Linked DNA regions of Homo sapiens: region 1 is linked to region 2. Evidence: read pairs that join two places in POLR2A ChIA-PET (ENCODE). Cell type or tissue: CD4-positive, alpha-beta T cell. All regions are shown on one strand. Links, peaks and the distances in the headings refer to the core of each region. The heading gives the core; the rest is flanking DNA. Region 1 has its middle 42 kb from the start of LL22NC03-102D1.18. Region 2 holds the start of MIR650 (microRNA 650).

Region 1 (16,208 bases), core at 7,569-10,068, 65 kb before region 2:
TCAGGAGAGAGTGCAGCAGGCAACAGTGCAGAGAGAACCAGCAGGAGCCAGGCCAGGCGCTGCATTCAGAGCAGCCCCCAATCCAACAGATTCTCCAGCTCTAGCCTGGGGTACAGCCCCCACCTTCTGCGGGCTGAAGTGGGCTTCTCAGGATGGGCAGGCCATGATGGGGATTGGCAGTGTGTCCATGGGACACAGCCCTACTGCCTGCCTGGCCCTCATGCCCCCTCCCTCCCCATCCTGGTTAAGCACCACCCCAACGGGCCCAGTTTCAGAACTCAGGACACCTGGGCCAGCTCCTGGACTTGCCCCCACTGCTCTCTGTTCTCCTGAGCCACTTAGTCTCTTTTGGCCTCAGTGTTACCTGCTGTGAAGTGAGGAGCCTTATACTGAACTGAGGAAGCTCTTTCTTCATTCAAAATTAAAAGACAGAAAAACAACGAAAGTCATGCGAATTAAAGCCTGATGAGGGGATGTCACTTAATGGGCTTCAATGGGCTTCAGACAAAACTTCTTGTCTTTCCTCTGCAGGGATTCCAAGAAAGGGACTCAAAAAGAGCTTGCTTTCTGTATGGTGGGAAGAGCAGTCCCCAGCTGAGAATAAGCAGGAGAGTCCCAGTTTAATCAGGAAGACAGACTAGGGTAGTGTAGAAATCCTCTCAGCACAAACTCTGAGAAGTATGGAATGAAATAAAGACAAACAAGAAATTAATGGTGCCGACGGTGGTGATGTTAGCTCACAGCTAAGCTGCAGAACCAGAAACATGCGGTGATGGGCTGAGTCTCCTCCACCAGCTGGGGGCAGCAGAGCTGCAGCCAGGAGCTTTCAGGAGAGAGGCTGGGGCTGCCCAGCTGGGGCAAAGAGAAGGCCAGCCTGGGGTTCAACAGGTGTCCAAGAATCTGTCTTCAGACTGAAAGTGAGTGCAGTTCATCCTATCCCCTCAGGCTTCAGTGACCACGCTCTGAGGGTCAGACACACGGTGTCACCCCAGGACACTGACAGAAGCCTGGCACAGTGAAGGCCTCACCAGGGAAATGCAGCTGGAGGAGGCTGGGCCCAGATGTGAGCTTGGGCAGCTTCCTCAGGAAGGGGAATCCCTGGGAGGCGTCCCAAGGTCGAGGTGCTCTAGGAGGGGGTATAGTGTGAGGTGATGGGGCTCCCAGGGCCCGGGTTCTTCACCCAGGATGGCGGCCTGAGCCTCCTGCCACTCTCAGGGTGTCATCCCTCCTGGTCCAGCAGTGTCCTGGGGAGCTGAGCCCTCTGTCCTGGGCACTTCCAGATACACCCGACCCCTCCTCCCTCTGCCTTTCCTTCCAGCTCCAGGCGGACTCTGACTCAGGGGGCAGCTCCTGTACTCAGGGGAGTCTCGGGTGGGTGTGGTGGGGCATTTGGGACCCTGGCCCTGGATGGGCATCCCCAGCCTCCTTCAGGAGACACTCTTCAGAGGGACAGGGCTTCTCACCTGCCTCAGGCCACAGCTCTGACCATGGTGCTGTCCACGCTCAGTGACAGGACACTGAGCAGGGGCCTGGCTGGAGTAACCAGGGACCACCCAATCTCTGGAGCTCACATGCTGTGCAGAGACCATGACCCTGGGACCCTTACAGAGACCATGGACCTAACGTTAGATTCTCAGTCCAGTGTGGTTTTCTGCTGCTTTTTGCAAGTTTACATAAAATATTGATGAGAAAAACATGAATAAATAACAGACAAGTTGACGGTGCTGATTGCTAATCTCTTGTGGCAATGAGGGGTGATGTAGCAGGAGCAGCACCACGACTGAAATGAGACCAGATGCCATGTTGACTCCACAGGGGTGTGTGGTTGCTTAAATGACCCAAATATTCCCACTGAATAATCAGCAAGTGTCCTAATGACACAGCACAGCATTTAGATGAAATGAACAAGAGGGGACTGAGTCTGAGGGACCAGGAGGAGGAAGATCATGGGTCCCTGGGCCACCTGCTGCTGAGTCAGGTGTCATCATGATCTCTCCACAGAGCCCAGCTCAGCCCCATGGCCAACCTCCTGGAAGGTCCACAGCTCTGCTGAGCCTGGCCCAGGACAGACCCCAGGTCAGCGAGGTTTGGGACAGTGGTCATGAGGTTAATTCCCACAAAGGTCTATGATCACAGGGCTTGAAGGCTGCAGCTGATTTTCTAACCAGAGACCCTGCTTGTTCCTCCTGTTGCCTGTGCTGCCCTCACAGCTGGTTTGAGAGACATCTCTCCAGGAAGAGCCACAGAGGATGTAAATTTGCATAAACGCTTAACACTGACTGCCCCCGAAAGCCTGAGAGGGAATAAGAGAGGCCTGCGGAGCCCAACTGTTCTGTGGGTCCAGGAGGCACAGCTCTGGGAATCTCACCATGGCCTGGATCCCTCTCCTGCTCCCCCTCCTCACTCTCTGCACAGGTGCTGACCCCAGGCCCTTCCCCAGGCTCAGTCCCCACAGATTCCAAGTTGAGCCTGACCTGAATCCTGAGCAAAGCCCAGACACAGCCTCTGGGTGGGACTCCTGGAAATGGGTCCTTTGTCTTCAAGCCCCCTCTCTTGTTCTTCCTTGCAGGCTCTGAGGCCTCCTATGAGCTGACACAGCCACCCTCGGTGTCAGTGTCCCTAGGACAGATGGCCAGGATCACCTGCTCTGGAGAAGCATTGCCAAAAAAATATGCTTATTGGTACCAGCAGAAGCCAGGCCAGTTCCCTGTGCTGGTGATATATAAAGACAGCGAGAGGCCCTCAGGGATCCCTGAGCGATTCTCTGGCTCCAGCTCAGGGACAATAGTCACATTGACCATCAGTGGAGTCCAGGCAGAAGACGAGGCTGACTATTACTGTCTATCAGCAGACAGCAGTGGTACTTATCCCACAGTGACACAAGGAGACAGGGAAGTGAAACATAAACCCCTCCCCCTCTATTTCATCCCCTTCCTTCTGCCCCAGGAGGACTGTGGACAAAGCCATGAGCAGGCTTGGCCAAATTCACCCAAATTTGAACCCCCAGGCTGCCCTTCCCTCCAGCCCTCCAGGCAGGCGCTGCAAAGGAGTCAGTCTGCAGTGGATTTGTGCCTGGCAGGCCTGGCAGTCCTGTGTTTCTTTGCCTGGGGTTTGAGTTGTTGATGGAGGGTCTGACTGGAAAGACAGACACAGGGAGACATCCATGCAGGCATGTCCAGAGGGATGTGGGGAACTCTCAGGTCTCAGTTCAGTGCAGTCATTGTTGTATCCTCTGGGAAAGCATTCCTCCAGTGCACCTAAGACCTCTAGACCCACAGAGCCTGAGGTCGGGATGAGAGAATGTCAAATTTTTGCTGATGGATCACTAAAGGCATTTTTGAGTGGAGCCACTACAATTTACTCCTTGATTCTGGACTCGTGGATCCTGACTGTGGGAGAAACAGCACCATCTATTGGGCACTGATGCACAGCACATGCCCCATCCTGGAAGACATTGCCCAACCCTACACATACTTGCCACTTGCCTGGTGCAGTAATGGAGTCTCCATGCAGTCATTAAACCATTCATATAAGCCACATGTCTCAGAATGTTGGGGACAAGAGTAAGAATCTTGAATGCCAGGAGAAAAGGCCCATAGCCCTTTATTTGCGGTGAAACGAGTTCCTTGGTCAGAACCTCCTGTGGAATACCATCGTGATGGGTGCATCATTCTGTAATCCAGAGATAACAGTTTTGGCAGAAGCATTGCTGTCAATGAAAGCAAATCCTCTGTACATGCCAATGCTAGTAAGGAAAAAGAGCTGTCTCTCCCATGATGGAAGAGCTCTAATGAAATTAATATCAAGCAGGCCCCTGGCTGTTTTCCACAGAGAAGGTCATCCTATAGGGATGCCTGTGTTGGTCTCTGCTGTTGACAGATTGTCACCCAGCAGTGGCTTCAGCCAGGCCAGCTCCAGTTAGTGGAAATTCACATTGATGAGCCCATTATCAGCCTCTATCCCTGCCACCATGGCCACATTTTTTTGGAGTCTGTTGGACAATGACAGGAGTGGTTGACGGAGGCTGCCTGGTGTCCATAGAACAGGTCACCCTACTCACCTGATTAGCAAAATCACTTCATTTTCACAGAAGACTTAGTGAGTATTTATATATGGAAAAAAATTCTCATGCTTTTTGCCCACTGGAGGAGGTCTACTCACACATCTCTCCCCCTGACATATTTGTGATCAGTATTCCTGTTGTATCTCTCCCAAGTTCCTGAACATCCTTGACCATATTCCAGGACCCTGAGTCACAGCCCATGAATTAGGAACCTCTGCCCATCTCTTTGCAGGTGACATGAGCCAATTACACTGCTTAAAATTCTGCTTTAAGGAGAATGTTCTTCCACCACTGCTGTTCAGGGATTCTCAGAGGCCAGGTGGAGTACTAGCACCGTTCACACCAGTGGTGGATGCATGTCCTGCAGAAACATCTGTAACCCCAGCCTAATTGCCTCCTACTAGGCAGCTGATCTCAGGGAGCCACTCTGGAGGCCAAGGCTGTAGGGTGAGAGGAAGGCATGGTGCAGGGCTTGGGTCATGTCTGTTTGGCCAACTCTTCACGCAACTTACTTGGCCCTCGTAACCTAATCCCTCAAGTCACAAATACATCCCTGCCGTGTGATTGGGGAGCTGCCTAAAATGGCCACCCGGGACTGTGTTTCAGACGAAATCCAGCATATCAGCAACTTGAGTCTCGTGGTGAGCTCTGTGGCCACAATCACACAGAGCCTCTGCCAAGGCTCAGGAGCCCTCGCAGTCTTTCTCAAATGGTGTTTTCTGCTCATTCAAAACAAAATAAGTAGGGGGGGGGGCTGCTCACGTGCTTCCAGTCTGGGACACTAGGACCACCTAAACCACACCCACGATCTTGTCTGATTATTTTGATTCCTTGTTGGCTCAGTTATGCATTATGGCAACCAAACCACAGTGTCATTGGCCATAAAATGCCAATCCTTGGTCCCCACCTACCCTGGGATCCCCTCAACCACATCTTGCTACCCAGTTAAGGTTTCAGCAACACTGAGAAAAATGTATTTTTATATTGAGAGAGGAAACATTCTTTCAATTGTGAAAAATTTATAAGGCAGGAATGTGAAAATATTTTAAAAGACATTTTACAAAGGGTGAAAGACCCTCCATTAAACCACTCAATATATGACACTGTAATTGGCCTCCCAAACCCTGACTTCAGCTCTGGGTTGGGACCTTCTGTAAAGGGGCCTTTCATCCTCAAGCCCTCCTCTCCTCTCCTCTCCTCTCCTCTCCTCTCCTCTCCTCTCCTCTCCTCTCCTCTGCTCTCCTCTCCTCTCAGCCTGTGCCTCCTACATACAGAGACAGCTGCTCTCAGTCTTGGTGGCCCTGAGACTGACAACCATGATCACATGCTCTGGAGATAAACTCAGGATAAACATACACTTAGGAACCAGCAGATGCCAGGCCAGGCCTCGGTGCTTGTAATCTGGTATAACAGCAAGTGACCCTCAGGGACCTCTGCCCAATTCTTAGGCTCCAAATCAAGGAACATGGCCACCATGACCATTAGTGGGGCCCAGGCCCGCGACAAGGCTGACTATTACTATACTGCAGATAATAACAGTGGGAGCAGCTGGCAGGGACTCATAGTAACACAGAGAGATAGGGACTAGCCACAGTACTGTCCCACCTCGGCCTGCCTCTCATTCTCACCTGCCCTCTGAGCAGCTATAGGTCAGGCCTCAGGGTCAGGTGTCCTCTCTGGTCTTAACCTGGCCCCTGAGGGGCTGGAGGTTCTGAGCAGCTTCTCCATCCTCTCAGGGCCTGCATGTGTCCAATGAGAAGTGGACAGGGTGAAGGTGGTCAGAGCTGCCAGGACCTTTGTCAGGTTTGTGGTGTACATGAACAGTTTAGGAATCCACACAAAAGCACATGGTCCCAGTTGTAATCATACGTCATGCAGGGGAGGAGAGAGCTGTCGCAGAGGGCACAGTCCTGCAGAATTTCTCCTTTCCTTGGGTAAAACCAGCTCAGTGGAAGCCCCAGGGGCTGTGTCTCCTCTGGTTTCCAGATGAGTTGACCCCCACATTCTAATAGGTTGCCTGATGCCTGACAAGGACTGGAGACCCAGCCCCTTTTGGCCTCAGGGCCCTTTCTGTACTGATATTTCTCAGAAACTGAAGAGGAAGCACAGACACTACCTTTGGTCCCACCTGGGAACTGTGTTTGGGGCACACTGACCTCCCATGGCCCCCAAAGTCCCATCACCTTCCCCAGGTAGGTCAGTCCTGACTGGATGTGCCCCCAGCGCCCTGATAGTTTGGAGTTTATCTTTGGGCTCTGGGCTGCTTTCTGAGGAGCTCACTAAGAAACCCTTGATGCCAGGCCCAGGACCTGCGCCTCTGCTGCATGTCCCAGGGCTGCAGGTGTGAAGGGAGGGTCCTGCTGGGTGAGGGTGATGCCCTTTTCCAGGAGAGATGTCTGATTCCAGTCTCTAGGGCCACATTTATTGGGCTTTCTTTTCTCACTAGGATGTCTCAGTCTTTTTATTTCCTTCTTTAAAAGTACAACTGGTTTAGGGTGACCTGCTCGGGTCCCCTTCCACATTGTAGAAGCTTTGTTATTTCACTCTTCACAAAAAATCTCGCTGCTGCTCACTCTTTGGGTCCATGCCACCTTAAAAAAAAAGTACAACTGGTTTAATCATGAAATCATGTGTACACACTGAAGTTTACAGATTATTGCCATCAGCATATATATATATATATATATATATATATATATATATACTGTTTCTGGTTGGGACAACTGTGGACAAGGCCATACTGGGGTCTCTGTCTCTCTCGTTATCACAAGTGAGGATACTAACAGCTCTCTTTTATGCAGACTGTGGTCATGTTTCCCAGTTGCACACGAATGTCTCTTATGGTTGTTTAGTTTCCTTACCAGCCAAGACCCTTAAGTTTTCATGCAGACAATTGGATGTTATTTCTCTCTGACCCAACATTTTTCAAACAGTATTCCTTGGAACCCAACAAAAGTTCCACAAGAAAAGCTCAAGTCTCTGGTGCACAGTTGGACCAGGTTCATTGTGTGCAGTAGGACCTTGCTCAAGTGATGGGTCCATTTGATATTTTCACTATCAAGGGGAAGGGTGTTACGACTTTTGGGCACTGAGTTGATAGAGGGAAGATAGCAGCTGATGATGGCCCTACCCACCAATGTGTGTGTGGGCAGTACCTATTGATGGATTTAGAAGTTGAGGGAACTGTTTATTCTGCAGATGGAATTTCCAGTACTGAATCTCCAGCACCCAGCCACTAGCATTCAGCAGGTGCTCTGTAAGAAGACCTTCACTGCCAATCACAGCCATTACACAGGTGAAGGAGAGGATGACTTTTAACAGCCACTGACTCACAGTAAACTGAGGTAGAAATTCAGCTTCACAAAGTGACTTTGAGGGAACAGACTGAGGAAGCAGGTTAATTATTCGCTGAAGGCTTTGCCCAGAGCAGGAACAATACAGGGTTGATGAGGACGTAGGGATGCCCTGGTGTGGAAGGAACAAGGCCTGAACCAGGAGCAGGAAGAAGCATGGGAAAGACCACGCTGCCACATGTGATGAGTCAGCACATGGAAGGCACAGCAAATGTTGCGCAAAGGTTTTTGTGTAATAACCTGGCAAACAGCTGCTTCTCTATCCAGATTCATGAGCCAAAAAATGTTACTGATGCATTGCTGTCACATGTTAAAATGCTGGGAAGCATGGTGACATTCAAGGAAACCTGTTCTCTGCAAACACCTACCCACCGGCACAGGAGACACCCCAGCTATGCCAAGGGCTTTGTCTTCCTCTGGAGTAAGAGCCTGGGAACAATCAGGTGGCCCCTGAAAGGGGTGCCGCGTCTTCTGCTCTGCATGGCTGAGTTAATTGGGGAACTCCCAGAGAACATTCCAGAAAACAGTCAACCTGTCTGTGCTGGGTGCATTGAGCATGACCCAGGATCAATGGAAGAGACAGAAGCTTAATTTCCTTATGGCTGCAAGGTGAGCACTGGGAGGACGGCTGAGGCAGGTTAGCCACCGCCCCTGAGTGGCTTCAGCCCCAGGCAAACAGGGACAGGTGAAGGGCCTATCTGAGCGCACCTGTATCTAACCAGTCCCAGCATCAGCAACTGCATCCTGTGGACCACGAGGGGGTGTGTGTGCCCAGCCCCTCACAGATCACCTGAGCATAAACAGGAAATTCTCCACCTTACACCCGACTGCACAACACATCTGCCTCCAGCTCTTCATTTACAAGGTGATATCACATCAGACAGGGACTGATCTGGGTCCCAGATCCCTCAGGTTTCCGCTATCCTTTCCAGTCCCCACACAGAGCAGACTCTTCACTGCAGGGTGTTGAGCCAGCTCTTCCCCTCACAATGCCTGTTACAGGTTTACAAGTTACTGTTCTCCAATATGATTGGGGTTTGTTTCACTGTTTCTCTATATATATATATTTGCATTTTCTTGGGTAAGCTGAGCCCCTTGTACCTGGTCTTGAGTCAGGCAGGGGCCACACAGAGAAGAGGACTTCCTCCCCTGGCACCAGCCGTCCACAGATCAGGGCATCAAGGACCTGAGCAGCAGGTTCTGAATCCACACCTAGACCCCGGAAGTCCCTGAGCTCCCAGCCGACAGTGTGGAGCAGCCACCAGGGGGAAGCAGAGAATCAACTGGCAAAGCGACCTGGGGATGGGGCAGGCCTGGGTGATAGGGAGATGCTGACATGCAGTAAGAGCCAGTGACCACCACCTCAGATTTAGAGGGAAAGGGTCTTTATTGTCCTAGAGTATTGTCCTTGACACTGATGTAAAAATTCTAGAATCACATTTTGTCTTCAGCTCTTTTGCATGCTGACTCTTTGTCTGACACAGATCCAGGCACTTGACTTCTCACAACGCCCCCTCCTCCACACCCAGTTGTGCTAAAACTGCATCCCCCTCATGTGCAGTGTCCTCTCTGAGGTCACAGGTATCCCCCTACTCCCATTTGATCTGGGAACCCCTGTCCTGCAGACATAGTGGCTGGCTTCTAACTTCCTAGCTGCCCCTCCACATCCACCGTCCCTGGTCTTTCCCGACTCTCTCCTGGGGAAGCTGCCAAATCACAGCTCTTGATTTCCTGGTGAGTCACAAAATAGTTGCTCATTAACCTTTAGTTGACTTAAGTTCTTATCCATTGATACATTTTCCCCAGCAACTGGAGACATCATATTTATAATAAACATTCACTTCTGGGGATCTTGGAGTTTGCAGCCCCCTCTCATTCTCTCATGGAGCAAACATTTCCTTCACCTCCTCATCTGTCCCTGGTCCTGACAGCATCCTGGAGATACTGAGGCACAGCAGCAATGACCTACCTAGAAGCTCACAGCCAAGGCAGAAACTTCCAGCATCTCATGGATCTTCCAACACTCTGTGCGCACTTGGCAAATAAGGAATTTCATTGACCTCTATCACTCAGAGGTTGTGGGCTGTGGTGGGACCCGCACCTGTCCAAGGTGTGCATTATCACCTGTACAGTGGAGACGAAGAGGGAACTTGCATTGGGTTCTGGAAAGTACTGTCTAAAAATAGATTTAGACCTACACCAGAAATGTCCTCTCTAACATAAAATATTTATGATAGGACACATTAGAGGCCTAGACCAAAATGAAATACCTCCCTCCAGAGCCAAGATAGAATGGAGGAGGGGACTGGGGACCCCAGATAATTCCACAGTTACCAGCATGACTCTATGGTCACCTCCCAGACCAGGTCAAAACCCATCCCATAGGAGGGACTTCATATTCCTTTGTAAATACAGACAAAGTCACCTCTGAGCTCTGCTGTGACCAAGGGAGCCCAGGAGTGAGGCTGAGCACAGTGTGATGTGGGGATGTGTGCAGAGAATATGGAATCAATTCATAAAGGAGATCCTGTGGGCAAAGGGTGGGAGGGCAAGGTCACCCCTAACCTCTTTGGGTCCCTTGGGGCTGTGCCCTTCTCGAAATCACAAGGCTCCTCCAGCAGCAGCCCCTGACTCTGCTGATTGGCATCATGGACCCTTCTCTCCAACAAGGGGTTGAGAGACCTGGGAGGAGCCTGCCCAGCCTCAGACTTGAGAAGCAGCATTGGAGGCACTTCAGCCATGGCCTGGCCCCTCTTTTCCTTGGTCTCCTGACTCACTGCACAGGTGCTGCCCCCAGGGTCTCACCCACCTGCCCAGCCCCAGGCCTCCAGGTTCAGCCTGGCCGTCAGTCTGAGCTCAGCAGGGCCCTGTGTGTGGTGGGCAGGATGCTCGTGACCCTGCTGCAGGGGGAGGGGCTGGTTGGGGTGAAATGCCCCCACTCTGTGCTCCTGTGCTCATAGGTGCCCTGAGAGCTCTTTTATTCCTGGGGCTCACTCCAGCCCTGGCAAGTAGCCAGATATCCTTGGGTTGAGACCCTCAGTTTCAAGTTTTTTCTGTCCCCTTTTCTTTCCTTGTAGGCTCTGTCACCTATGAGCTGACACAGTCACCCTCAGCGTCAGTGGCCCCAGGACAGATGACCAGGATCACCTGTGGGGAAAGCAGTATTGGAAGTAAAAGTGCTCAATGGTACCAGCAGAAGCCAGCCAGGCCCGTGTGTGGGTCATCTATGGGGATAGCGGGCGGCCTTCAGGGATCTCTGAGAGATTCTCTGGCTCCAACTTGGGGAACGTGGCCACCCTGACCATCAACAGGACCCAGGGTGGGGACAAGGCTATTACTGTAAGATGTGGGACATTAGCACTCCTCATCCCACAGTGACACAGGGAGATGAAGGAGCAAAACACAAAAACCTCTTCCATTGGTGTCACTCTTGTCCTCCAGCCCAGGAAGACAGTGGACAAAGCCATGAGTGTGTGTTGCCCAGTTAACCTGGATGTGAGACCCCCAGGCTGCCCTTTCCACAGGCCCTCCAGGCAGGCTCTGCAGAGGGGGCATCAAGAGTGAATTTAGGGCTGAGATGACCAGGATATATTGAGGTGTGGAGGAATCAGTTGTGATTTGGGGAAGTGGGGCCTGGTTGGAAGATCAGACCAAGGTCGACATGCTTAGTTGGGCTCTGGATTTCCATAGGGGGTGAAGGCTAGTCCTTGGGCTGAATATCCTGAGTCAGTTTCCAGAACTGCCCAGCTCACGTTCCCGTGGCATCCTGCCATTCTCTTCAGGAAAACCAGTGGAGTGGACACTGTGGGATCCACCCATATTCCCTCTTCTGAGCTCACCCACCCAGCACTGCTGGTAGCTCTGGCAGCTCAGAGCTGTGCCCTCACTGAGAAGGGCTGTCAGCAGAGAAAACTGTCTCCTCCAGGTTTATGCCCCTTCTTAGCAAGGTGTGGTTTCATAACTGCCTGAGGTGAAGCTCTCAAGACTCCCTTTCAATATGGGAGAAACAGAAAATCCTCCCAGCTTCACAGCTCCTTATTGGGATGGTAGAAGACTCAATGTGGGTCAGAGTGTCCTTGTGCCCGGTGTTGCCTCCCTCACTTAGTTTCACACCTACTGTGAAAGCAAAGCTCCATCTCAGAGTCTGCTTCCAGGCATCCCAAAATAACATAACCAGTCATCCCGAACGTGAGCCATCAGGAACCTCAGGAGGCCACAGTATACCAGAAAGCACCAGTTTATTCCTAATGATCATTGTGAGTTTGCAAATGCCCAATGAGATCTGAGTGTTTCTTGCATTTGTATGGAATGAAAAGGGCCCTGGCATGCCAGGCACTGTGGGGTCTGAGGGAGAGTTGGAGTCAGATCTCCCTGCAGGGAAACCTGGGGCAGGAGGAGCAGCCTCATCCCATGCAGGGACCACAGATGCACCTGCAGGGTGAGCTGCAGGATGGACACTGCCCACCTCCACCCTCCACATTCTGTGCAAAAAATCATTCTTTCCACCCCTCCTTCAGCCTATCAAAGTTGACACTTAAAAAGCCACCACAGCCCACCCTTGTCAACAGGAAACCCATTCACATCTCCATCAGCCACACAATCTCCACATAAAGATTCTTCAAAAAATAATAACACTTGCCATGCAAAGTATATATATAAGATGTCTCAAATAATTGTACTTAGATTGCATATGAAAGTGATACTATTTTGATATGCTAGGTAAATAAAGTAAATTATTTAACTCATTTACTTCTTCCCTTTGTATTTTTAATGCGATGACTAGACATTCAGATTTCCATGAGGCTCACATCATATTGTGAATGAACAGTGCTGGTCTGCACCCCTTCAGGTTACAGTGGCTGAGGAGTGACCTGGTGCAGGAAGCCCCATCTCCATCCATAGGACATTGGTGTGAACCCAGGGAGAGGCGCTGGTGTAAGAGAGATGAGAACACAGGTGTGAACCACCTGCTTGTGCAGGGGACTGAGCCTTCACTTTGAGCCAAACAAGCTTCTTTTCCTATCTTCAATCCTGAGCAAGAGGACTTTCCGGACTTCTTTTTGTTTTCAGGTTTGTGCCCCTCCAGGCCTGAGGCTGTCTGGATCCCAGCCAGGGGACACAGAGGAAATCCAGAAGTCTCACACCGACCCTGTTGTATTTCATCTGCTGGGGCCATCCCAAACTGCTGCGTACCATTTCCTTTCCTGGTGCTCAAATAGCTGCTCTATGCACTTGTCATGGTTTCAGAGATGACTCTAGGTGGGAAGACAGGATAATGTATGTTATTATATTTAAAAGGAACTTAAATTCATTAATATTTATTTTAATATGAATCATTAAAAAAATTTGTCATAGGCAATGGGGAAGGAGGAAAAGATATTAAAATTATTTTGAGGAAAAAACCAAAATTGTATTTCTCGAATGTCTGAGTGTCTTCAGTGTCTCAGGGTTGACAGCGGTCAGCTTTAGGTTGTCCTGAGGATGTACTCCATTGGGGGAAAGCAAGAAAGCATGAAACACACATCTCTGTGACCTGACACATAAATCACAGTAAAATGGAAGTAAATCTTTTAATAAATCAAACACTCACAATAAATATCACTCTGGTGAACACAGAAATGCCTGTTAACAAACTTTCCCTTTCCCCTGCTGGCTCATATCCCCATGGATCACCTGTGTGCAGAGTGGACTCTGTGGTCCCCATTTCTCAGGCTGAGAACCAGAGGCTGGGAAGGACAAGTCACCTGCTTGTGAGTGGCAGGGGAAGGATTGGGAGCAGTGGACTCGGTCTCAGGACTGCGGCCCTCAGGACCAATGCCACCTAGCAGAGGTTTCCACGGGGCGGGCTGCCCCATTTCCTGACAGTAGGGACAACCTGGAGGTGGGTGCCAAGCAGAGGGCACTGCAGGGTGTGCCCAGGCCTGGAGGGTCACAGAGACACAGGCACCACACAGCAGAGACACTGAGGGCCAGAAGATCACTCAGGTAAGGGACTTCAGCAGATCTTTCTCCTGAGCAAATCAGGTACAAAAAAATTAAGATCCTGCCATCAGAATAGATAAACAAGGACTTTAATCTCAGCTGAGCTCCACTATCCAAGGAAGCAGAAGCCTCTGAGCCCAGGCCCAGGTGAGGGTGGGGTGAAGGGAGGAGCTCAAGGTGGAGATTTGCATGCAGGCCCCACCCTCCTCTTTGGCAGAGGAGATAAGACAGGGCTGGGGGCAGGCCCAGTGCTGGGGTCTCAGGAGGCAGCGCTCTCAGGACATCTCCACCATGGCCTGGGCTCTGCTGCTCCTCACCCTCCTCACTCAGGGCACAGGTGACGCCTCCAGGGAAGGGGCTTCAGGGACCTCTGGGCTGATCCTTGGTCTCCTGCTCCTCAGGCTCACCGGGGCCCAGCACTGACTCACTGGCATGTGTTTCTCCCTCTTTCCAGGGTCCTGGGCCCAGTCTGCCCTGACTCAGCCTGCCTCCGTGTCTGGGTCTCCTGGACAGTCGATCACCATCTCCTGCACTGGAACCAGCAGTGACGTTGGTGGTTATAACTATGTCTCCTGGTACCAACAGCACCCAGGCAAAGCCCCCAAACTCATGATTTATGAGGTCAGTAATCGGCCCTCAGGGGTTTCTAATCGCTTCTCTGGCTCCAAGTCTGGCAACACGGCCTCCCTGACCATCTCTGGGCTCCAGGCTGAGGACGAGGCTGATTATTACTGCAGCTCATATACAAGCAGCAGCACTCTCCACAGTGGTCCAAGTTCCTGGGGAACTGAGACCAAAACCTGCCCTGGGCTCTCAGGCCCCCTCCTTGCTCTGAAGATGCTTCCTCACCCAGTGCAAGCGGCTTCCTGCAGTGCGGCCTTGAGAATTCTTCTCTCTCAGCTCCTTCCCTTTCCACCATGAATTCCAAAAGGAAACCCGCTCTGTGGTTTCTCATCCAGGACAGGGACAGCTTCCTGATGCTTGTGTGCCGCGGTCCCTGAATGTGCAACTCTTGTTAGCTCTTCAAATGCAGGGACAGTGACAAGGAGCTTCCTGATTGATGCAGTCACTGCTTTTTTCAGGGATGTCTTCACCCTACATGCATCACCATCTCCCACACTGTGGGTAGAATTTTAGCAACTACATTCTGATGGTTATCGCCACAACTTTGATCTTAAATAACAATGCAGCGAACATCCCTGTGCAGCCTCCTTTGAGTTCCTGTGTGAATATGACCACAGGATTCATTTCTAAAAGTGAAATTGAGGGTCAGAAAGATGTGTGTGTGTAATTTTCACCCGTTGTTGTCAGATTCCCCTCCAGAGGGATTCTACCAATTTTCAATGCCAGCCGGAAGTACTTGTTCAGAGTACATTGTTGAAAGTGGAAGTTTTTGCCAACCTGTCAGACTCAAAAATGATACCTGTTATGGTTTTATTTTTGAGTCTCCTGTTCTGCTTAAGTTTGGGCCTTTTCAGAAATAGTTCAGTACTTTTTCTTTTTTAGGATTTGGGAAACTTTTTCTTAAATATCCAGATAAGAAGAATTTTAATCTTCGTGGCCGGACACCGTGGCTCACGCCTGTAATCCCAAGTGTGTTGGAAGGGTAGGATGGGTCAATTGCTTGCTCCCAGGAGTTGAGATTAGTCCGGGCCACACAGTGAACTCTCATCTCTATTAAATTAAAGAACATAAAAATAAATTTTAAAAGGAAGTATTTTAGTCTTTGTGGCTCAAGAATCAACTTTGGGGATATTCCATAGGTATGTATAGCATCATTTACAATGTAACCATTTAAAATGATAAAAGCCACTGTCAGCTCTAGGCCATACAAAAACAGGTGTCAGGCCAGGGATGGCCACAGGATGTGGTTGAACAGTCCCTGGTTTGTAGGGTTATCTGAGGGTTGAAAATTCCACCAGAATATGATCTAGGTGGGAATCTCTCTGTGAGGGTCACTGTATTTCACCTCCTGTATTAGCCTGAGGTCTTTCATTGGATAAGAACATGCTCACATCATCTATTTGATTGTATCATGGGTTTAAGACAACCCCGTGTCACAATCACATAACATTTATCTGCATTGCTTGCTCCGAGTTTTGGGAGAGCTTTAATTTATCAGGAATAGACTCCTCCTAAGGCAAAAGTCTGAGAGAGAGGGATGGGCATGTGGGCAAGATAGTTTGTACCAAAGCTGGAATATCCAGGGCAGGCTCAGAGAGAAGGTTACTAATATCAGCATTTGACTGCAGCCAAAAACAGAAGAGAACATGGAGGTTCTGAGAATGACAAATAAACAAATAGTTTAAGTTTTAAATGTATTGAATGTTTTTATAATCCATGAAAATTCTAGAACAGAATTTAACAATGGGATAAGGAAGAGAGCTTGAGATGTTAAAACTATAAAGACCCCAAGCCAAGCTGCCAGGAAAAGAACAGGATCTTTTTGGTGGAAATATGTTTCTGCTGCAAATTATTATTTTATGTGTGTGTGTGTGTGTGTGTGTGTGTGTGTGTGTGTGTGTGTGTGTAAGGAAACCTCCCATGGAACATCCTTCTTCCCTACAGTCAAGATCACCCTCACCCTACAAGGGAACCTAAACAAAATGTCAATATCAAATAGAAAAAAATAATGCACTTTGTATAACCATTAGAGAGTCTCTATTTGCACATCAAAATGTGGATGCTTAACGTTAACATTGGAAATAGTATTTTAATATGCATATGAGATGAATTTTCTTTAGACTATTTTTGTGAATTATCTTTCTTAATAAGGACATACTCTTCTCTTAGAACAATTTAACTTGTGA
Region 2 (15,556 bases), core at 6,764-9,263:
TGAAATGAGAGCAGACGTCCAGATGATGCCACAAGGGTGTGTGGTTGCGTAAATGAACCACCTACTCCTACTGAAATAATTAACAAGTATCCTGACGACACAGTACGTTATTTAGATGAAATGACCAGGATGGGACTAAGTAATGCTGGGGGACCCAGAGAGGAGGGGGAATATGGTGGGTTCTTGGTCCACCTGCTGCTGAGTCAGGTTTCATCAATGATCTCTCAGCAGGGCCAAACTCAGCCCCAAGCCAGGTTTCTAGAAGGCCCGCAGCCCTGCTGAGCCTGGCCCAGGACAGACCACAGGTCAGAGAGGTTTGGGACAGTGGTCATATGGCCAGTCCCCAGGAAGGTGACTGTGATCACAGGCCTCAGAGGTCGAGGCTAATTTTCTGACCAAAGACCCAACTCCTTCTTCAGTCACCTGTGCTGCCCCCACAGCTAGTTTGAGTGACATCTTTCAATGAGGAGTCCCAGAGGATAGAAATTTGCATGAACACCAAGCACTTACTGCCCCATAGGGCCTGGGAAGGAATAAGAGAGGCCTGGGGAGCCCAGCTGTGCTGTGGGCTCAGGAGGCAGAGCTCTGGGAATCTCACCATGGCCTGGACCCCTCTCCTGCTCCCCCTCCTCACTTTCTGCACAGGTGCTTCTCCCAGGCCCTGCCCCAGGCTCAGTGCCCATAGACCCCAAGTTGGCCCTGCCCTGAACCCTGTGCAAAGCCCAGACACAGTCTTAGGGTAGGACCCCTGGGAATGGGCTCTTGATCTTCAAGCCCCCTCTCCTGTTTTCCTTGCAGTCTCTGAGGCCTCCTATGAGCTGACACAGCCACCCTCGGTGTCAGTGTCCCCAGGACAAACGGCCAGGATCACCTGCTCTGGAGATGCATTGCCAAAAAAATATGCTTATTGGTACCAGCAGAAGTCAGGCCAGGCCCCTGTGCTGGTCATCTATGAGGACAGCAAACGACCCTCCGGGATCCCTGAGAGATTCTCTGGCTCCAGCTCAGGGACAATGGCCACCTTGACTATCAGTGGGGCCCAGGTGGAGGATGAAGCTGACTACTACTGTTACTCAACAGACAGCAGTGGTAATCATAGCACAGTGACACTGGCAGATGGGGAAGTGAGACACAAACCCCTTCTTCATCTATTTTACCCTCTCCCTCCAGCCCCAGGACCGCTGTGGACCAACCCATAAGCAGGTCTGGCAGAATTCACCTGGTTAGGAGATCCTTAAGCTGCTTTTCCCTCCACTCCTCTAGGCAGACTTTGCAGGAATGAGTCAGGAGTGGATTTGGGCCTGGCAGGGCCAGACTGCCCTGTGTTTCCTTGCCCACGGTTTGAGTTGTGAATGGAGAGTATGAGTGGAAAGACAGACACAGCGGGACATCCATGCAGGCATGAACAGCCCAGAGCGACAGGGGAAACTTTCAGCTCTCAGTTCAATGCAGTCATTGTTTTATCTCTTGGAAGAAGCATTTCTCCAGTGCAACTAAGACTCTAGACTCACAGAGCCCGAGGTTGTGGGGGAGGACATTAAATTTTGCTCATGGATCACTAAGGACGTTTTTGAGTGGAGCCACTACAATTTATTCATTGATTCCTGGACTCATGGATCCTGACTGTGGGAGAAATAGTACTGCATATTGGGCACTGCTGTACAGCGCATGCCCCATCCTCAAAGTCATTGCCCAACCTTACATGTTTTTGCCATCCTGCTGCCACAGTAACTGAGTCTTCAAGCAGACACTGAGCCATTCATATAAGCCAGATGCCACATTGGTGAAGATGGTAAGACACTTGAATGCCATGAGGATGGGCCCATGGTTGCTGTTTATTTGCTGTGATATGAGTTCCTTGGTCAAAGCCCCCTGTGGAATACCATCATGGTGGGTGAAGCATTCTGTAGTCCAGAGATAAAAGGTTTGGCAGAAGCACTGCAGTCAAAGAAAGCAAATCCCTGTCTATACTAAGTGTGTATTCTGGCAAGAGCAAAGAGCTATCCCTGCCATGAAGGAACAGCTTTAATGAAATTAATATCAACCAGGCATCCTATAGGGATCTTCCTGTTGGTCTTCACTGTTGGCAGATGGTCACTCAGCAGTAGCTACAGCCAGGTCAGCTCTAGTGAGTGGTAGTCCACTTTGATGAGTCCATGGACAGCCTCCTTTTCTGCAACCATAGGGCATTTGTTATTGAGCCAATTGGGCAATGATGGCAGTGGTTGGGGCAGACTGCCAGGTGTCCAGAGAGCCACCCATCCTACCAACCTGTTTAGCAAAATCAATTCCTTCTCATGTCAGACTTCACAAAATATTCACATAGGAGATAAATATTCTCATGCTTTCTGCTTGCTCACACATCTCTCCCTCAGACACAGTTGTGATCAATATTCTGATTGTATTTCCTGTGTCCCTGAACATCCTTGATCATCTTCCAAGTCCCTGAGTCACAGCCCATGAACTAGGAACCTCTGCCCGTCTCTCTTTGCAGATGACATGAACCAGGTACACTGCTCTAAGTTCTGCCTTAAGGAGAGTGTTCCTCCACCACTGCTGTTCAGGGAAGCCCAGAGGCCAGGTGGGATACTAGCACTGTCCACAGCAGGGATGGCTGCATGTCCTGCAGAAACCTCTGTAACCCCAGTCTAAGTGCCTCCTCCTAGGCAGCTGGTCCCAGGGAGCCCCTCAGGAGGCCCAGGCTGTAAGGTGAGAGGATGGCCATGGGGCAGGAGTTGGCCCGTGTCTATCTGGCCACCTCTTCATGCAACTTATTTGTCCTTGTGACCTGATCCATCAGGTCTCAGGTACAGCCCAGCCATGTGATGGGGAGGCCACTATAAATGGCCACCTCGGACTGGGGGTCAGATAACATCCAGCTCATTGGCAGCTTGTGTCCCATGGTGAGCTCTGTGGCCACAGTCACAAAGAGCCCCTGTTGAGGCCCAGGAGCCCCCCCAGTCTTCCTCTAATGGAGCTTTCTGCTCATTTAGAAAAATAACAATGGGGAGGTTGCTCGCCTACCTCAGGTCTAGGGTCACTGGGACCACCTAGACCACATCCATGATCTTGTCTGATTATTCTGATTCCTTGTTGGCTTAGCTATGCATTAGTGTAACCAAGCCACAGTGTCTTAGGCACTAAAATGCCACTACTTGGCCCCTGCCTACCCTGGGGTCCTGTCAACCACATCTTGGTATCCAATTCAGTTTTAGCACCACTAAGAGAAATCTATTTTTATATTGAGAACAGGAAACATTAGTTATTTCTATTGTGGAAATTTTATAAGACAATAGTGTGGAAATGTTTTAAGAGACATTTTACTTAGAGTGAAAGACCTTCCATTAAACCACTCAATAAATTGCTCCATAAATGGCCAGCCCAAACCCTGAGTTCAGACCAGGCACAGCCTCGGTGTTGGGACCTTCTGGGAATGGGTCTCTGTCATCAACCCTTCTCTACCCTCCTGTCTGCACAGCCCTGGGCCTCCTACATGCAGGGACAGCTCCCCTCAGTGTCGGTAGCCCTGGGACAGATGACCATGATCATATGCTCTGGAGATAACCTCGGAATAAACACGCATTTTGGAACAAGCAGAAGCCAAGCCAGACCTCAATGTCGGTCCTCTAGTATAACATCGACCAGCCCTCAGAGACCTCTGCTTAATTTTTAGGCCACAAACTAGCGAACATGGCCACCCTGACCATCAGCAGTGCCCAGGCCAGGGACAAAGCTGACTATTACTGTGCCTCAGATTGTGACAGTGGGGGCAGCTGGCAGGGACTCACAGTGACAAAGACAGATGGGGACTTGCAACAAACTGTCCCACTTCAGCCTGCCTCTCATTCTTACCTGCCCTCTGAGCAGCTGTAGGTCAGGCCTCAGAATCAGGTGTCCTCTCTGGTCCTCACCTGGTCCCTGCAGGGCCGGAGATTCGTAACAGCTTTTCCATACTCTCAGGGCCTACATGTGTTCAATAAAACCTGTACGGGGGAAGCTCGTTGAAGCTGCAAGGACCTTTTACAGGTTTGTAGAACACATGAGAACTTCAGGAATCCATATAGTGTCACATGGCTCCATGTGTAATTACACGTCACACAGGGAAGGAGAGAGCTGTTTCACAGGGTGCAATCCTACTGGAATTCGTCTTTTCCTTGCGTAGAAACAGCTTAGTGGAAGCCGTGTCTCCTCTGGTTTCCTAGATGAGTTGACCCCACATTGTAATGGGGCACCTGAGGCCTAAGGAGGACAGGAGACCCAACCCCTGTGGGCCCCAGGAGCCTTCCTGTCCTGACATTTCACAGAAACTGCAGAGGAAGTGCAGGCCCAACCTTTGGTTCCACCTGGGGACTGTCTTCAGGGAACACTGACCTTTCCCAGTCCCCAAATTCCCAGGACCTGTCTGACCTGACTAGGTGTGCCTCCAGCTCCCTGATAGCTTGGATTTTATCTCTGGGCTCTGGGCTGCTTTCTGAGGAGCTCACTAAGAAGTCCTTGGTGCCAAGTGCAGGACTTGCCCCTCTGCTCCATATCCCGGGTCTGCAGGCACAGGGGACAGGTCCTGCTAGGTGAGGCTGGCACCCTCTTCCAGGAGGGATCTCTCATCCCAGGCCCTAGGGACAGGTTCACTGGGCTTTCTTTTCTCACTTAGAATCTCTTAGTCTTTTTGTTTCCTTCTTTAAGAGTACAACTGCTTTTTGGTGAAATCATGTGTATACATCAAAGTTAACAGACTACTGTCACAAGCGCATATATATACACATCCTCTTCCTAGATGGGGTAACCGTGGACACTCTGCCATAGTCGTCTTTTTGTTTCTCTCTCTCTACCACAAGTGAGACTATTAATAGCACTCTTCTATGCAGACCATAATCATATTCTCCAGTTGCACAAGAACGATTCTTATAGTTGCTCAATTTCCTTGCCTTTCAGGACCCTGAAGTTTCCCATGCCCACATTTGGTTGCCATGTCTCTCTGATCCAACAGTATTCCTTGGAAGCCGAAGCTTATGAAACATTTTGCAAAAAGTTCCACAAGAAAACTCAAGTTCCTTGTGCACAGTTGGACCATGTTCATTGTGTGCAGTAGAACCTCGTTCCAGTGTTGAGTCCATTTTATGTTTTGACCATCAAAGGGAAGGGCATTATGACTTTTGGGGACTGAGTCGATGGAGGAAAGATAGCAGTCGATGATGACCTTATGCACTGATGTGTATGTGGCCAATGTCTATAGATGGATTTGGAACTTGAAGGAGCTGTTCATTCTGCAGATGGAATTTCCAGTGCCGCATCTCCACCACCCAGCCACTAGCACTCGGCAGGTGCTCTGTAAGAGGAAGCCCTTCACTGCCAATCAGCCATTACACAGGTGAAGGTGAGTGAGACTTAATAGCTATTAACCCTCAAAACAAACTGAGGAATAAACTCAGGTTCACAAAGTGACTTTGCGGGAACAGCCTGAGGAAGCAAGTTAATTAGTAGCAGAAGGTTTTGCCCAGAGCAGGAGGAATCACAGGATCACTGAGGACCTAGTGATACCATGGTGTGGAGGTGCTGTGAAGCATGGTGACATTCAAGAAAACCTGTTCTCTACAAACACCTACCTACCCACAGGCACAGCAGACACCCCAGCTATGCCAAGGGCTCTGTCTTCCTCTAGAGTAAGAGCCTGGTAGCAAACAGGTATCCTCTGAAAGGCAGGTGCCCCATCAGTCAGCTCTGCACGACTGAAACAAAAGGAAAATTGCCAGAGAACTTTCCAGAAAACAGTCAACCTGCTTGTGCTGGTGCATTGATGGTGACCCAGGATCAGTGGAAGTAACAGTAGCTTAATTTCCCCATGGCTGCATGATGGACACCGGGAGAGAAGTGTGGAGGCGGATTAACCACCACTCTAAGTGGCTTCAGCCCTAGGTAAGCAGGAACAAGTGAGGGGGCTGAGCCCACTTGTGTCTAATCAGTCCCAGCCTCAGCGACTGCATCCTGGAGACCAACAGGGAGTGTATGCGCTCAGCCCCTCCCAGATTGCTGAGCATAAGCAAGAAATTTCCCTCCGCACACCTGACGCACCACACACCTGCCCCCAGCTCCTCACTTACAAGACAATATCAAATCAGACAGGGACTGGTCTGGGTCCCAGATCCCCTCAGGTTGCCGCTGTCCTCTCAGATCCCCACACACAGCAGACTCTTCCCCTCACACTCCTGTTCCAGGTTACTCTTCTCCAATATGATGGGGGTTTGCTTTCATTGTTTCTGTATTTTTTGTATTTTTATGGGTAAGCTGAGCCCCTTTTACCTGGTCTTGAGTCAGGCAGGGGCCACACAGAGAAGAGGAATTCCTCCCCAGGGGCCAGCAGTCCACGGATCAAGGCATCAGGGACCTGAGCAGTAGGTTCTGTTCCTATGCCTGGACCCAGGAGGCCCATGAGCCTCCAGCAGTCAGTATGGAGCAGCCACCAGGGGGGCAGCAAAGAGTCACCTGGGAAAGCCACCTCGGGATGGGGTGGACCTGGGCATCAGGGAGATGCTGACATGCAGGGAGGGTCAGTGACCACGACCTGACACCTGGAGGGAAAATAGGTCCTTCTTTTTCTAGAGTGTTGTCCTTGACACTGATGTAAAAATTCTAGCATCAAATTTTATCTTCAGCTTTTGTAGATGCTCCTATTTCCCTGACAAAGGTCCAGGCACTTGACTTCCCCACACATCCTCTCCTCACACACCCAGTTGTGCTAAAATGCTGTCCCTGTCACGCACAGTGTCCTTCCTGAGGTGACACGTGTCCCCCTCCCTGCCCTTTGCTCTGGGAGCCCCTGTCCTGTAGACACAGCAGCTTCTTCTTCCCTGGCTGCTCCCCATCTCCACTGTCCCTGGGCTTTCCCATCTGTCTCCTGGGAAAGCTGCCAAATCACAGGTCTCAATTTCCTTGTGAGGCACAAAATAGTTGCTCATTAACCTTCTGTTGACTTAATTAAGTTTTTAATTCCTTGATTTGTTTTCCCCAGCAACTGAAGACAACTTAGTCATAATAAACATTCATTTCCAGGGGTCTTGCAGTTTGCTGACCCCTCTCATTCTCTCATGGAGCAAACATTTTCTTGACCTCCTTATCTGTCATTGGTCCTCACAGCACCCTGGGGACACTGAGGCACAGCATGTACGACCTGCCCTGGAGCTCACAGCCAACGAGGAAACTTACCGCATCCCATGGATCTTCCAACACTCCATGTGCACTTGGCAACCAAGAAATTTTATTCTTCTCTAGCACTGAGGAGCTGTGCCCTGGGGTGGGGTCTGTACCTATCCAAGGCACATGCTGTCACCTGTAGAGTGTGGATAGAGGGTCCTTGCATTAGGTTCTGGAAAGTGTCTTCAAAAACGGATTTAGGCCTACACCCAAAATCTCCTCTCTGGCACAAATTATTCATGATCAGGATACATCTAGAGGCCTAGACCAAAATTCACCACCTCCCTCCTGAGCCAGAATGGAATGGAGGAGGGGACTGGGGACCCCAGATAATTTCCCCATCACCACTGTGACTCTATGGCCACCTCCTGCAACAGTTAGGGATAATCACATAGGAAGGGCTTCATGTATCCTAGGAAAAACACCCAGAGTCACTTATGAGCTCTACCATGACCAAGTGAGCCCAGGAGTCGGGTTGAGCACAGCGTGGTGTGGAGATATCTGCAGAGACCGTGGAACCAGTTTGTAAAGGAGATCCTGTAGGCTGAGGGTGAGAGTGCAAGGCCACTCCTCCCCCTCTCTGCATCCTTTGGGGCTAAGCCCTTCTCTGGAAACCACAAAGCTCCTCCAGTAGCAGCCCTTGACTCTGCTGATTTGCATCACAGGCTGCTCTCTTCAGCAAGGGGATAAGAGAGGGCTGGAAGGAACCTGCCCAGCCTGGGCCTCAGGAAGCAGCATCGGGGGTGCCGCAGCCATGGCCTGGACCGCTCTCCTTCTGAGCCTCCTTGCTCACTTTACAGGTGCTGCCCCCAGTGTCCCAGCCACCTACCCAGCTCCAAGGCTCTGGGTCCAGCCTGGCCTGACAGTGATCTCAGCAGGGCCCTGCCTGTGGTGTGCAGGATGCTCATGATCCTGCTGCAGGGGGAGGGGCTGCTGGAGGTGAAATCCCCCCACACTGTTCTTCTGTGCTCATGGTCCCCTGAGGACACTTCTATTCCTGAAACTCAGGCCAGGCAGGTGGGAAGGCATTGTTGGGTTGAGCCTCTCAGTTTCAAGTCTATTCTATTCTCTCCCCTTTTCTTGCAGGTTCTGTGGCCTCCTATGAGCTGACTCAGCCACTCTCAGTGTCAGTGGCCCTGGGACAGACGGCCAGGATTACCTGTGGGGGAAACAACATTGGAAGTAAAAATGTGCACTGGTACCAGCAGAAGCCAGGCCAGGCCCCTGTGCTGGTCATCTATAGGGATAGCAACCGGCCCTCTGGGATCCCTGAGCGATTCTCTGGCTCCAACTCGGGGAACACGGCCACCCTGACCATCAGCAGAGCCCAAGCCGGGGATGAGGCTGACTATTACTGTCAGGTGTGGGACAGCAGCACTGCACACAGTAACACAGGCAGATGAAGAAGTGAGACACAAACCCTTTCGCCATCTATGTCACCCTCTTTCTCTAATTCAAGGAGGACTATGAACAAAGCCTTACGCAGATCTGGTTAAATTCTCTTTAATCTCTGCCCCCAGCCTGTCCCTCCCTCCAGTCCTTCAGGCGGGGTCTGCAGAAAGTGCATCAGTAGTTCATTTAGGGTGATGTGATCAGGATGGACTGGTGTTTTGGTGACTCAGCTGTGACTTGGGAAAATAGGGCCTGCATGGAAGATCAGACTGAGGTAGACATCCACAGTTGTCTCTGGATTTCCATAGGTGGTGACAGGCCAGTCCTTGCCCCAAATGTCCTAGATCAGTCCCCAGAACTGCCCAGCTCAGGCTCCTGTGGTAGCCTGTCATTCTTTAGAGAAACACCAATGGAGTAGACACTGTGGGATCTGCCCAGATCCCCTGTTCTGAGCTTACCCACTAAGCACTACTGGGAGCTTCTGGCAGGTCAGAGCTGTGTCCTCACTGTAAAGTGCTGTTCGGTGCAGAAAACAGACTCCTCCAGGTCTATGCCCTTTCTCAGTGAGGTTAGATTTCATGACTGCCTGAGGCCGAGTTCTCGACTCTGCCTCAATATAGGAAGACCTGAAAATCCTCCCAGCTCCACAGCTCTCTGTAGGAAAGACTTGAGACCTCAATGAGGGTCAGGGTCTCCTGCCCAGGGTTGCCTCCCTCACCTCCTTTCACATCCTCTGTGCATGCAATTCCTCATCTCAGAGTCTGCTTCCAGGGAACCCAATTAAGATCACCAGCCATCCCCAACATGGGCCATGTGGGACTTCAGGAGGCCACTGTATGCTGGAAAGCACCTGTTTATTCCTAAATTAGCACTGTGAGTATCCACACGCCCAATGAGATCTGAGTGTTTCTTGCATTTGCATGGAATGAGAAGGGAGCCTGACTCGCCAGGTGCTCTGGGGTCTAAGGGAGAGTTGGAGTCAGATCTCCCTGCAGGGAAACCTGGGGCAGGAGGAGCAGCCTTACCCCATGCAGGGACCACAGATGCACCCACAGGGTGAGCTTAAGTATGGACACTGCCTACCTCCACCCTCCACATCCTGTGTAAAAAATCATTCTTTCCACCCCTCCTCCAGCCTATCAAAGTTGACACTTAAAAAGCCACCACAACCCACCCTTGTCAACAGGAAACCCATTCACATCTCCATCAGCCACACAATCTCCACATAAAGATTCTTCAAAAAATAATAACAATAGCCATGCAAAGTATATGATATATATCATAAATAATTGTACTTAGATTATATATGAAAATGATACTCTTTTTGATATGCTAGGTAAATAAAATACATTATTTAAACTCATTGACTTCTTCTCTTTGTATTTATAACATGATGACTAGACAGTGGGATTCCCATGAGGCTCACATCACATTGTGATTGAACAAGGCTGGTCTGCAGGGCTTCAGGTTACAGGGGCTGTGGAGTGACCTGGTGCAGGAAGCCCCGTCTCCATCCATAGGACATCAGTGTGAACCCAGGGAGAGGCGCTGGTATAAGAGAGATGAGAACACAGGTGTGAACCACCTGCTTGTGCAGGGGACTGAGCCTTCACTTTGAGCCAAATAAGTTTTCTTTCCCAAGTTCGATCCTGAACAAGAGGGCTTTCTGGACTTCTTTTTGTTTTCAGGTTTGTGCCCCTTCAGGTTTGGGGCTGTCTGGAGTCCCAGCCAGGGGACAGTGAGGAAATCCAGCAGTCTCACACTGACTCTGTTGTATTTCATCTGCTGGGGCCATCCCAAACTGCTGCGTACCATTTCCTTTCCTGGTGCTCAAATAGCTGCTCCATGCACTTGTCATGGTTTTATAGCTCAATCTAGATGGGAAGACAGGATAGTGTATGTTACAATATTTAAATAGAACCTGAATCCCTTAATAGTTATTTTAATATGGAACATTAAAAGAGTTGCATCATAGGCAATGGGGAAAGATGAAGAAAGATTAAACGCATTTGGAGGAAAAACTAAAAATGTCTTTATTGAATGTCTGTGTGTCTTCAGTGTCGAAGGGTTGAGAGAGGTCAGCTTTAGGTTGTCCTGAGGATGTGCTCAGATGGGGGAAAGTAAGAAAGCCGGAAACGTGCATCTCTGTGACCTGACACATAAATCACAGTAAAATGGAAGTAAATCTTTCAATAAACCTTTCAAGATAACATCACTCTGGTGCACATAGAAAGGCCTGTTAGCAAACTTTCCCTTTTCCCTGCTGGCTCATATCCCCATGGATCACCTGTATGCAGAACGGACTCTGTGGTCTCCATTTATCAGGCTGAGAACCAGAGGCTGGGAAGGACAAGTCACCTGCTCATGAGTGGGAGGGGCAGGATTGGGAGCAGCGGACTCAGGCTCAGGACTGTGGCCCTGGTTGGTGCTCCTTGTTCCCTTCACAGGGTCCCACCCACATGTGCCCGTGTGGATGTGGGTGCACTGCCTGGGGTGGCTGATGTGCTCCAGGGATTTGATGGTGCAGATGCTTCAGGACAAAGCATGGGAGTGGGGATGGGACGAGGCTGCCGCTGGGCAGACCAGGGACCAACGCCACCCAGCAGAGGCTTCCAGTGGGGTTGGGCAGCCCCATTTCCTGAGAATAGAGAGAACCTGGCAATGAGTGCCAGAAAGAGGTTACTTCGAGGTGTGCCCAGGCCTGGAGGGTCACAGAGACACAGGCACCACACAGCAGAGACACTGAGGGCCAAGAGCTCACTCAGGTGAGGGGCTTCAGCAGATTTTTCTCTCCTGAGCAAATCACGTGCAAAGAAATCAACTTCCTGTCATCAGAATAGACAATCAGGGACTTTAGTCTCCTTGGCTGAGCCCCGCTGTCAAGGGAAGCAGAAGTCTCTAAGCCCAGGCCCAAGTGAGGGTGGGGTGAGAAGAGGAGCTCAGGATGCAGATTTGCATGGAGGTCCCGCCCTTCTCTGAGGCAGAGGGGATAAGACAGGGCTGGGGGCAGGCCCAGTGCTGGGGTCTCAGGAGGCAGCGCTCTCAGGACGTCACCACCATGGCCTGGGCTCTGCTCCTCCTCACCCTCCTCACTCAGGGCACAGGTGATGCCTCCAGGGAAGGGGCCACAGGGACCTCTGGGCTGATCCTTGGTCTCCTGCTCCTCAGGCTCACCTGGGCCCAGCACTGACTCACTAGACTGTGTTTCTCCCTTTCCAGGGTCCTGGGCCCAGTCTGCCCTGACTCAGCCTCCCTCCGCGTCCGGGTCTCCTGGACAGTCAGTCACCATCTCCTGCACTGGAACCAGCAGTGACGTTGGTGGTTATAACTATGTCTCCTGGTACCAACAGCACCCAGGCAAAGCCCCCAAACTCATGATTTATGAGGTCAGTAAGCGGCCCTCAGGGGTCCCTGATCGCTTCTCTGGCTCCAAGTCTGGCAACACGGCCTCCCTGACCGTCTCTGGGCTCCAGGCTGAGGATGAGGCTGATTATTACTGCAGCTCATATGCAGGCAGCAACAATTTCCACAGTGTTTTAAGTCAATGAGGAAGTAAGATCAAAACCTGCCCTGGGCTCTCAGGCCCCCTTCTTGCTCTGCAGATGCTTCCTCACGCTGTATAAGGGTTTCCTGCAGGATGGCCTTGACAATTCTCCTCTCTCAGCTCCTCTCCTTTCCCACCATGAGGTCTAAAAGGAAACCTGCTCGTGATTTCTCGTTCAGGACTGTGGCAACTTCCTTTTGCTTGTGTGCTCTGGTCCCTTAACGTGCAACTATTCCTAGCTCTTCAATGCAGGGACGTAGGGACAAGGAGTTTACTGCTTGGTGCAGTCCCTCCTGTTTTCAGGAACATCCTCATTCTAAATGCATCCCCCATCTGTCACACTATGCAGATCAATCTGGACAGAAGCCATCAGGGGGATGGCTTCCAGTTTCCAGGAATTGCATCTTGTTCCACTCTGTGTCCACCACGCTCTAATGAAGATGGCCCTCCTAGCTTAAAGTGACCACTTTAAGAAGACTTGAAGATGTTTTTGAGGGATTAAGAACAAAGAGGATGCTGCTGTTTTTCTTTTTATTGCTCCTGCTCTTTGCCGAAATTCCTCAGGTTGCTGAGCTGGGGAGATTTTGAGTGACAGGCTCAGTGCTCTCGCAGAATTCTCCTCCCCTCACATCGCTGAGGCCCTGTCCTGGAAACTCCTCACAAGTGGACGGTCTTCCCATAGGATGGGGGATTCCAAAATGGCTCCACAGGAAAGAGTTAACCTGAGTCCACCTCCCTTCCTCATGGACATCGAGCATTTCTAATTTTCATGGCTGTCAATACTTTTGTACCTGGAATCCCTAATAATCTAATGGTGAGAATTGATTTAGAACACATTCGGACATTAGCTGGGTCCAATATTTAAATTTTCTGAGCCAGTTGTTAAATACAGCTATTATCATATATAGTTTAGGCTCCTTAAACTTCGATTATACAGATTATATTTAAAACAAAGTAACTAGTTTACTATATATATTTACAAAGTAACTACTATATAACATCATGTTGTGTACCTGAAATATAAACACTAAAATTTATTTCAAAAACCAAAGTGTATTGTCTATTGATGCATAAAAAAACACTCACAAAACTTAGCACACTAAGAGAACACATGTCTGTGACCTTGTGACTTGGATGCACCTAGAATTGGGAGTAGCTTAGTTTGGTCATTCTCGCTCCTGGTTAATCACGAGGTTGCAGCCAAGCTGTCAGGCCAGGCTGCATTCAGGCTACATCTGCCAAAGAGGTTAGGAACTGTGGAAGCCTCCCTCTGGCTGTGGAAGCCTCCCTCTGGCTGTGGAAGCCTCCCTCTGGCTGGGAGACTTCCGCAGTTCCTAACCTCTTTGGCAGATGTAGATCATCTCAAGGATAAAGGAGAGAGTGGAGTGAAGGCCCCTGTCCTTGTCCTCCATGTAAAAGACCATCCCATGCATGCACTATTTTTTATTCTTTGCTGAGACATCCTAGGCATAGAGCACTGCCCCATTCATTCAAAGGTTGTAGAGTATTCTATGGTAGAATTTTAGCCAACTCACTTTTAATGGTTATTATCACTATTTTGATCTTATAAATAACACTGCAGCGAACATCCTTATGTAGACTCCTTTGATTTTATATGTAGACATGACCATAGAATAAATTTCTAGAAGTCAAATTGCTGAGTCAAAAGGATGTGTGCTTGTAATTTTCACTCACTGTCCTCAGATTCTCCTCTAGAGGGGTTATCTACAAATTCGCAATGTCAGCCATAAATATTCGAACAGAGTACACTGGGGAAAGTTTAAATGTTTTTCAACCTAGCAGATTTAAAAATGTTATCTTTTTTTAGTTTTGATTTCTCCTGTTCTGCTTGAAGTTGAGCATTTTCTCTAATACTTCAGTGCTATTTATTTTTATAATTTGGTAAACATTTTCTTAAATGTCCAGATAAGAAGGATTTTGGTCTGTGGTTCCCAAGAGTCAACTTTGAGGATATTCTGTAGGTATTTTTAGCACCATTTATAGTGTAACCATTTAAACCTATAAAAACCACTCTCAGCTCTGGGGCCATGGAAAAACAGGTGGCAGGACAGGGATGGCCCACAGGATGTGGTTTAACGGTCCCTGATTTGTAGGGTAATTTGAAGTTTGAGAATTCCACCGCATATGTTCTAGGTGGAGATCTCTATTTGAAGGATACTGTATTTTACCTCCTATAGTGGCCTGAGGCTTTTGGATAAGAACATACTTGTATCATCTATTTAATTGGATCTTGGGTCTTCCCAGGACAGCCCTGTGTCACAGTCTCATGTTTTTCATCTCATCCATTTGCTCTGAGTTTTCAGAAAGCTTTAGTATATCAGAAATAGACTGACCCTAGGTGGAAAATCAGAGGTACCGGGAGCAGCAAATGGTCAGGGAAGCTTGCACCAACTCTGGAATAAACCAGTACAGGCTCAGAGAAAAACATCATAAAATCAGCATTGTAGCTGAAACCAAAAACATGCATGATCTTTGAAGTTCTGGGGATTATAAATAAATAAATGAAGTTTAAGGTTTAAATGTGTTGCAAATTTACATAAAGCATGTAGATTTTAAAACTCAGAATGTAGCAATGAAATATGGAAGCTTGAGATTTTAAGCTGTTAAGGCCCTACAACAAATTGCCAGGAACAGAACAGGAACTTGATAGTCATAATGTCTTATGCTGGAAATTATCATTTTCTCTAAATGAAATTTTTTTCCCTTTTTTCTTAGACATAAGGAAACATCTCATTGAACACCCTTCTTTTCCACTGTCAAACACCCTTACCCAGAAAGGAACTGTAACATTAAGTAGGAAACAACTGCTTTTTTTCATAACTATTGAGAGATTTCTTTATTTGCACATCAAAATGTTGATTGTCAATGCTAAAATTGGAATTAGTAGTTTAATATGCACACAAGAGATTAATTTTGTTTGGATTATCCCATTTCTGTCTATTATTTGTCTTAGTTAACTCAGACATATTCTGCTTTTGGTATTTTTTGTTTTATTTTCTTTGCCAACTACATGTAAACCAAAAATAAAATTCCAATGCTCCCCCAACAACCCCGCCATCTGAGTGGACTCTCTTCTCTTGGTGGGGGCACTCCAAAGTTAATCTGAAAGACTGGTTCAGGCCATGGCAGAAAAGGGGTGTCAGACATGTCTCATTAAGCCCTTTTCCTTTTTGGAATTCAGGAAAAGCCAACCTGCACTTAACATCAATACAAATCTTAAGTCTGATAAGAAACATTTACAATCTATTCTCTCTGAAGCCTGCTACCTGGAGGCTTCCTCTGCATGATAAAACTTTGGTCTCCACAACTTATTATAACCCAGACATTCTTTTCTATTAATACTTTCAACCAACTGCTATCAGAAAAATTTAAAATCTATCTATAATCCAGAAGGCCCCACAACCCTGCCTC

The links. Peaks named below come from ENCODE experiments on the same cell type or tissue, not always from the same donor. Only the 100,000 strongest peaks of a DNase experiment are listed, where the experiment ranks them.
Region 1: POLR2A ChIA-PET joins it to region 2 with 20 read pairs; 7 of 35 experiments call an interaction of 5 or more read pairs at or near these places.

Annotation. Positions count from the first base shown.
Region 1 is chr22:22,745,052-22,761,259 of GRCh38, forward strand. It overlaps IGL, IGLV3-16, the pseudogene IGLV3-15 and IGLV2-14. Among named protein-coding and RNA genes, the nearest start is that of LL22NC03-102D1.18, 42 kb to the left of the region's middle. RefSeq lists an enhancer at 1,131-1,631. In CD4-positive, alpha-beta T cell, for the core only: a CTCF peak has its summit at 8,662 (motif pointing right); DNase peaks (open chromatin) are centred at 7,640, 8,190 and 8,680; H3K27ac peaks cover 657 bases.
Region 2 is chr22:22,811,183-22,826,738 of GRCh38, forward strand. MIR650 (microRNA 650) reads left to right here and starts at 11,594; the gene lies at 11,594-11,689. It overlaps LOC105372948 (a long non-coding RNA gene), which reads right to left. Exons shown (of 4, transcript XR_938047.2): 4 at 9,799-10,454. It also overlaps IGL, IGLV3-10, IGLV3-9 and IGLV2-8. In CD4-positive, alpha-beta T cell, for the core only: no CTCF peak of the experiment used is centred there; a DNase peak (open chromatin) is centred at 7,829; H3K4me3 peaks cover 1,800 bases; H3K27ac peaks cover 2,395 bases.